Regions from separate parts of the Homo sapiens genome. Here region 1 is linked to region 2. The links are chromatin contacts, found by Hi-C or POLR2A ChIA-PET in ENCODE. All regions are on one chromosome and are shown on one strand. Each heading gives the region's core, a stretch centred on a gene start or an enhancer-like site at or near the end of the contact. The rest is flanking DNA. Distances are from core to core; before and after follow the strand shown. Region 1 has its middle 30 kb from the start of CHST3. Region 2 overlaps PSAP (prosaposin).

Region 1 (3,786 bases), core at 39-2,538, 98 kb after region 2:
CATTACTTAAGGAGAAGAAGGCTTGAAAGTTGAAATTACTCCTTGATCCATGGGCCACAGAATGGATGTTGTGTTTGCAGGCATGGAAACAACATTCATCTCCTTGTACATCTCCATCAGAGCCCATGGGTGACTAGATGCATTGTCAGTAAGCAGTGATATTTTGAAAAAAAATATTTTTTCTGAGCAGTAGGTCTCAACAGTTGGCTGAAAATATTCAATGAACAGATAAGCTGTTGTGCAAGTTTTTTTTTTATAGAGCACAGGCAGAGTGAACCTAGCATAATTCTTTTTTTTTCCCCACTTCAATAATAATCTGATATAGTCTAGATTTAGTTTTTTTTTTTTTTTTTTTTTTTTTTTTTTGAGGCAGAGTCTCACTCTGTCGCCCAGGCTGGAGTGCAATGGTGCAATCTCGGCTCACTGTAACCTCCGCCTCCCAGGTTCAAGCAATTCTCCTGCCTTAGCCTCCCAAGTAGCTGGGATTACAGGCGCCCACCACCGCACCTGGCTAATTTTTGTATTTTTAGTAGAGATGGGGTTTCACCATGTTGGCCAGGCTGGTTTTGAACTCCTGACCTCAGGTGATCCAACCGCCTCAGCTTCTCAAAGTGCTGGGATTACAGGCGTGAGCCACCGCACCCAGCTGATTTAGCATAATTTTTAAGGGCTCTAGGACTTTTGGAATGGTCAATGAGCATTGGCTTTAACTTAAAGTCACCAGCTTCCCCTAACAACTTAAAGTCACCTGCTGCCCCTAACAAGAGAGTCAGCCTGTCGCTTGAAGCTTTGAAGCCAGGCACTGACTTCTCCTCTCTAGCTGTGAAAGTCCTAGATGGCCTCTTCTTCCCACGTAAGGCTGTGTCGTCTCCATTAAAACACCTGTTGTTTAGTGTAGCCACCTTCATCAATGACCTTAGCTGGATCTTCTGAATAACTTTCTGCAGGTTTTATGTTATGTATATGACATATTTCCTTAAACCCCATGAACCCACTTCTGCCAGCTTCCAACTTTTCTGCAGCTTCCTCGTCTCTCTCAGCCTTCATAGAATTGAAGATAGTTGGGGCCTTGCTCTGCATTAGGCTTTGGCTTAAGGGAATGTTATGGCTGGCTTGATCTTCTGTCTATACCACTCAGAAACTTTCTCCATATCAGCAAGACTGTTGTGCTTTCTTATCATTTGTGTGTTCACTGGAGCAGCTCTTTTGATTTCCTTCAAGAAATTTTCCTTTGCCTTCACAACTTGACTGTTTGGTGCAAGAAGCCTTTGTAACTGCTGTGGTTTTTCCCCACCCACCTGCACCTTAAGCTTGTGGGTTTAACCCGTCACCTAGTTTTGTTGTGGATATGATCTGTAGATCTGGGGTTTTTAAAATCCTACTTTTGTTTTCATTTGGGGTGTATTATTCTACTAGGTCTGCCATAACAGACTTACACAATGGCAACTTATTTTCTGGAGGCTGGAAGTCCAACATCAGGTGCCATTAGTTTGGTTCCTGGTGAGGCCTCTCTTCCAGCTTATAGACAGCCACCTTCTTGCTGTGTTCTCACATAGACTTTCCTCTGTGCAGGTGCAGAGAAAGGAAGATATCTGGTGTATGCTGTGTCTTCTTCTTATGAGGACACCAGTCCTATTGGATTAGGGCCCCACCCTTATGGCCTCAGTTAATTGTAATTTAGACCTTTAAATCTCCATAAAGGTCTATCTTGTTTCATTTGTGCTGCTGTAAGAAAAAAACAAGAACAAAAACACCCAAGACTATTTCCCTCCACTGGCAATGAGAAAAAGAAAAAGAAAAAAAAACAGCTAAGACTAGTTTTTTTTATTAATTTATTTTTATTTCAATAGGTTTTTGGGGAACAGGTGGTGTTTGGTTGCATGGATAAGTCCTTTTTTTTTTTTTTTTTTTTTGAGACAGAGTCTCGCTCTGTTGCCTGGCGGGAGTGCAGTGCAGCGATCTCCACTCACTGCAACCTCTGCCTCCTAGGTTCAAGCAATTCTCATGCCTCAGCCTCCTGAATAGCTGGGACTACAGGTGCATGCCACCACGCCCAACTAATTTTTGTATTTTTAGTAGAGATGGGGTTTCACCACGTTGGCCAGGATGGTCTCGATCTCTTGACCTCGTGATCCACCCCCCTCGGCCTCCCAAAGTGCTGGGATTACAGGTGTGAGCCTCTGTGCCCAGCCCCAGATAAGTTCTTTAGTGGTGATTTCTGAGATTTTGGTGCACCCATTACCCAAGCAGTGTACACTGTACCCAATGTGTAGCGTTTTTTGTTGTTGTTGTTTCTTCCTGAGACAGAGTCTCGCTCTGTCGCCCAGGCTGGAGTACAGGGGCACAATCTCAGCTCACTGCAAGCTCCACCTCCCAGGTTCAAGCCATTCTTCTGCCTCAGCCTCCCGAGTAGCTAGGATCACAGGCATGTGCCACCACGACCAGCTAATTTCTTTTGTATTTTTAGTAGAGATGGGGCTTCACCATGTTAGCCAGGATGGCCCAATGTGTAGTCTTTTATCTCTCACCCCACTTCCATCCTTCCCCACCACCCGCCAAGTTTTCAAAGTCCATTGTATCATTCTTATGCCTTTGCGTCCTCATAGCTTAGCTCCCACTTATGAGTGAGAATATATGATGTTTGGTTTTCCATACCTGAGTTACTTCAGTTAGAATAATAGTCTCCAACTCTATCCAGGTTTTTGCAAATGCCATTATTTCATTCTTTTTCATGGCTGAGTTATACGTGTGTGTATATATATATGTGTGTGTGTGTGTATATGTGTGTGTGTGTGTGTATATATATATATTTCAACATATATATACCACATTTTCTTTATCCACTTATTGATTGATGGGCATTTGGGCTGGTTTCATATTTTTGTTATTATTGTTGTTCGTGACCAAGCAGAAGTTTTGATTTTTATGTAGCTTGAATTGATCCATCTTTTTCGTTCTTTCTTTTCTTTTTTTTTTTTTTTTGTTTGTTTGTTTGTTTAGTAGAGATGAGGTCTTGCTATGTTGCCCAGGCTAGTCTCAAACCCCTGAGCTCAAGCAATCCCCTCACCAATGCCAAAGTGCTGGGATTACAGGCATGAGCCACTGCACATGGCCCTGGTGCCATATTTTTGTAATTTCAAATTGTGCTGCTATCATAATATACAATATAAACATGCATGTGCAAGCATCTTTTTCATATGACTTCTTTTCCTCTGGGTAGATACCCAGTAGTGGGATTCCTGGATCAAATGGTAGATCTACTTTTAGTTCTTTAAGGAATCTTCACACTGTTTTCCATAGTGGTTGTACTAGTTTACATTCCCACCAGCAGTGTAAAAGTGTTCCCTTTTCACCACATCCACACCGACATCAATTATTTTCTTATTTTAAAAATTATGGCTGTTCTTGCAGGAGTAAGGTGATATTGTCACATTGTGGTTTTGATTTGCATTTTCCTGATAATTAGTGATGTTGAGCATTTTTTCCTATGTTTGTTGGCCATTTGTATATCTTCTTTTGAGGATTATCTATACATGTCCTTAGCCCACTTTTTGATGGGAATATTTGTTTTTTTTTCTTGCTAATTTGTTTGAGTTCCTTATAGATTCTGGACACTAGTCCTTTGCCGGATGCATAGTTTGCAAAGATTTTCTCCCATTCTGTGGGTGAGACTAAGTAATTTATAAAGAATAGCAATTTTTTTTCTCACAGTTCTAAAGGTTGAGTAGTCCAAGATTGAGGCACCAGTAAATCTGGTGTCTGGTGTAGGCCCGGTGTATGCTTTCA
Region 2 (3,916 bases), core at 814-3,313:
GAGAAGTAAACAAAACAAGGCAAGAAAAAGTGCTCTGTCAATATGGCAGTGAGTTACAGCTGTTCTAAGGGGACCCAAGAGGAGTGCTGCGGCTGGGACTGGAGGGCAGCGGCACTCACCACTGTTGGCTTGTTCCAAACGGTCTGCAGGCAGTGCTTCACTGCCCCGCAGTCGGACGCCGTCTTCACATTCTGGCACCACACTGCCGAGCCCCTGGTGCATTCTTTCAGTCCAAGGACCGGGCCGGCTAGAGCTAAAATGAAAACCAACGTGAGGAGGTGGCCCATTTTGTAGCAAACCAGGTCGACCTGACTTATTTCCCCAGGGCTGAGGGCGACTGTCCTTGAGCTGGACTCTGCTACTCAGCCCCTCACCAAGCTGTATGGGACACCAGCCACACAGATACACGCCTGTCCCGGTCAAGAAGCTGGCTTGTCTGTCACAGGGCTAGAAGGGACTCATGTATCTGGTTCACGTTCATCCTCTCTAGCTACCTTTAAACAGTATCAGGGAGTATCAGAACTTTAACCTTAAAATGTTTCCATAAGTAATAAGGTATCATCATAACCTTAAAATGTTTCCATAAGTAACAAAAGAAACCATAGGAGAAAAGACTAACAAATTCAAATACAGGGAAGATTTTGACTTCTGTAAAATGGATAACAACTGTAGAATGAAGGGTTTTTTTAAAAAAGAAAAACAGGCTGGGCACGGTGGCTCACGCCTATAATCCCAGCACTTTGGGAGGCCAAGGTGGGTGGATCACGACGTCAGGAGATCAAGACCATCCTGGCTAACACAGTGAAACCCCATCTCTACTAAAAATACAAAAAAAAACAATTAGCCAGGTGTGGTGGCGGGCGCCTGTAGTTCCAGCTACTCGGGAGGCTGAGGCAGGAGAATGGCGTGAATCCGGGAGGCGGAGCTGGCAGTGAGCCTGGGTGACAGAGCGAGACTCCGTTTCAAAAAATAAATAAATAAATAAATAAATAAATAAAATAAAAATTAAAATTAAAAAAAATTCATACCCTTATAACATAAAACAATGGCCAGCTGCCGGTGGCTCATGCCTATAATCTCAGCACTTTGAGAGGCCGAGGTGGGGTCAGTTGAGTCCAGGAGTTCGAGACCAGCCTGGGCAACATGGCAAAACCTCATCTCTACAAAAAATTAGCCGGGCATGGTAGCACGCACCTGTGATCCCAGCTACTCGAGAGACTGAGGTGGGAGGATAGCTTGAGCCCAGGAGGCAGAGGTTGTAGTGAGCCGAGATCTCACCACTGCACTCCAGCGGTGAGCTACCATACCTAGCCCTAAAAATATTTTATAAACTGCCTTGAGAGTGCCTATGTTTCTTAAAACAGGTCCTTGATTTTAGAACCAAAAAAATGGGGAAAAAAATCCTCAGATTCACATCTCACTTCTAGCCCAATTATTTAGCTAGGAAACAAGAGATTACATCGGACTACACATAGAGGATGGTGGCATGAGGGTCAAACTCCAACAGGCATCTCAGTAGGGTTGAACAAACTTTTGCTGCAATAGATACTTGACCCAAGTCTGAGACAGAAAAAAAAAAAAAAAAAACAAAACACAATCACCTGAGAAACACACTTAGAACCTCAGGAATCTTGCTGTATGCTGCTTCCCTCTGTAAGCCAATTCTACATACGTGTGTAACACACATAGGAAACACGTGTTGTATAGGTCAGTACGTGTTCTTCCTCCAGGAGAGGGTAAGGAATGAACTGCTTTCTTTCATTACTACCTCCACAAGCTACTCACACAAAGACTGAGTCCCACAAAGCTCGAGTCAGATCACCTTCACCCCTTCAGACACAAGCAAATGAATTATTCATCTGCTGCCCAGATTATAGCCTTCCCTGTCCCCTGGGAGCAAAATCACAAACACGTCCAGTTCGCAACCTCAACCAAGCTGGCCACATTCCAGAGGCTGCTGGTTTGGACTCTAGTTTCCAGGGGAAAACATGTGCCAGATGCAAATCAGTACCAAGCTCCCCAGATGGCTCACAAAAGCTTAGTTAGCCCGCAGTGTAGCCAAGCATGGCTGGCGCCAGCCTCAGTTATAAATCTCAGGGGAGCGGTGGAGGGGAGGCAGAATTGAGTCATGAGGGTAAGGGCTCTGGGGACTGTGCGGTCACAGAGACAGCACAAATAGGAACCCCAGACCTGATGACTCCCACCACACCCTAGCAGGCCCTGGGCCCCTAGGACTCTGAAAAGGACCCATGATGACACCATGATACACTGCCTAGCCCTACCTCCAAATCAAGATGAACAGGAGGCTACCAAATGAGTCTCTAGGCAGAGGAAGGCAGAGTGATACACAGGGAAGCCAGAAGAGGATGGGCTCAGACCTCAGGAGACCAGAGCCAAGACAGAGGAGTCACCACCAAAAGCAGGGGCAAGTGACCAGCACCCCCGATTCTTAAAAATGCTCATCCAGTGTAATGTCCACCCAGCTACTTTCTCCAGCCCTCTCAGCAGGGAACTAGCTACAGCTGACCAAAATCTAGAGTGTTTCCGGAACACAACACACTCTCACAGGCCCATGTGAGAATACTTTGTAGGCTGCCTACTTCCTCTAGGAATGTGAAACAATAATCGTTTTCCATGATGACTTTGTTACTTGTTTTGGTCCGGCCAACCTGGACTGAAAATAATCTTGGGCAGCCCCTTGTATCTGAAACTGGCCCAGCTAATACAAACTGACTGTCACTTCCCAATCCATGACCTACTGAATGGCAGCAGGCCTCTTCCTCAGATCTGGAGGCAAAAAGATACGCATGGTGGAGAATTCGGTACGCCTATAAAGTCAAGTTCCAGCGTAAAACAGATTTCCGTGGACACAGGAAGTAACACGTAAATTCCAACTCCTAGAAAGTGCCTTCTTAGCAAGACACCCCCTTCTACCTCCAACCACAAGCCAAACATAAAGGTGCATGTTACAAAAACAGCCTGTGGTATGCAACGGATTCCATCTCCCAGGATGAACGACATGATGACATACGTTCATAGACTGCGTGTCCTCAGGGCAGGCACCACTGGGTGGTGCTGGGGAGCTCCCAGCCGCCAAGAGGTGCAAAGCCCACTCCCAGAGCAGATCTCCTAAGAGGGGATCAAACAGTGGGTCAGAACCTTTTGGGGACATGGATCCCTTTCCCAGAAACTTTATTACACACACATTTCTCCTAGCACTTGAGGAACTTCTCAGGTCCCAGCTGTGGATTAATCATAAAGCTCTACAGGCAAGGGTGGTTTTTCTCCACACAAGCAGGTAAACAACCCAGCTGAAGGCATGGCTACCAGCTCCACTGACTGCGCAGAGCCCGAGGCCCTCAGGCCAAAGAACAAATGAACAGTCACGATTTTCTTTACCCCAAAGAGCAGGAGGAACAGACATCTAAGTAATGGTGTGTGATCCCACGCATCGGTGGGAATGGGAGCGGCAAGGCAATGCTAACGGAGCCTTCCTCAAAACGAAATTGGAATTGGCACCTGCAAGATGGTGACAGAAAAGGCTGGCTACGTGGAGAGGGAGTGGGGAATTCCAGAACATTCCAAAGGAGTCCAGTTCTCTGTGGGGAAGGGAAGAAACTGTCCTGTCTTTTCAGGAGCGAAGCCAAGGGAAGTAGCGGCAGCCAGGCTGCAAAGGCAGACAGATCTCAGGTGCTTGGGGGAATGGTCTCACCTGCCCCACACACCCTAAGGTGAGGGCTCAACCCCGTGGGCGATACTGCAGGAAGCTTCAGGGATTTCTGGGAGGGACAGGACAGGCAAGCTCATGTGTGGGTCTCAACCACCCAGGCACAAGGTGGCAGAACTGAAGAGGAGGTGGGAGATACCAATGTCAGGCACCTAACTGGAAGGCGAATTCAAAAACGTCCACATGAGA

What was found. A loop is a pair of places that touch in the nucleus more often than their neighbours do. ChIA-PET counts read pairs that join two places held with the same protein, here RNA polymerase II (POLR2A). Pooled maps may share reads with other maps.
Region 1: a pooled map shows a loop between it and region 2 (2.8-fold over the local background). The contact joins two enhancer-like sites. A Hi-C loop is called at or near these places in 1 of 168 maps with a recorded cell type or tissue (endothelial cell of hepatic sinusoid), 3 of 37 single-sample maps with no recorded cell type and 4 of 50 pooled maps. POLR2A ChIA-PET finds 5 or more read pairs at or near these places in 2 of 52 experiments (T-cell and activated CD4-positive, alpha-beta T cell).

The regions. Positions count from the first base shown.
Region 1 is chr10:71,932,528-71,936,313 of GRCh38, forward strand. No RefSeq gene overlaps it. Among named protein-coding and RNA genes, the nearest start is that of CHST3, 30 kb to the right of the region's middle. Within about 2 kb of position 1,289, at least 2 of the 41 ENCODE cell types and tissues checked have a DNase peak (open chromatin) inside an H3K27ac peak, as active enhancers do.
Region 2 is chr10:71,834,253-71,838,168 of GRCh38, forward strand. It overlaps PSAP (prosaposin), which reads right to left. Exons shown (of 14, transcript NM_002778.4): 2 at 120-253. Among named protein-coding and RNA genes, the nearest start is that of PSAP, 15 kb to the right of the region's middle. RefSeq lists enhancers at 1,624-2,393, 2,211-2,280, 2,391-2,490, 2,394-3,163. Within about 2 kb of position 2,064, at least 26 of the 41 ENCODE cell types and tissues checked have a DNase peak (open chromatin) inside an H3K27ac peak, as active enhancers do.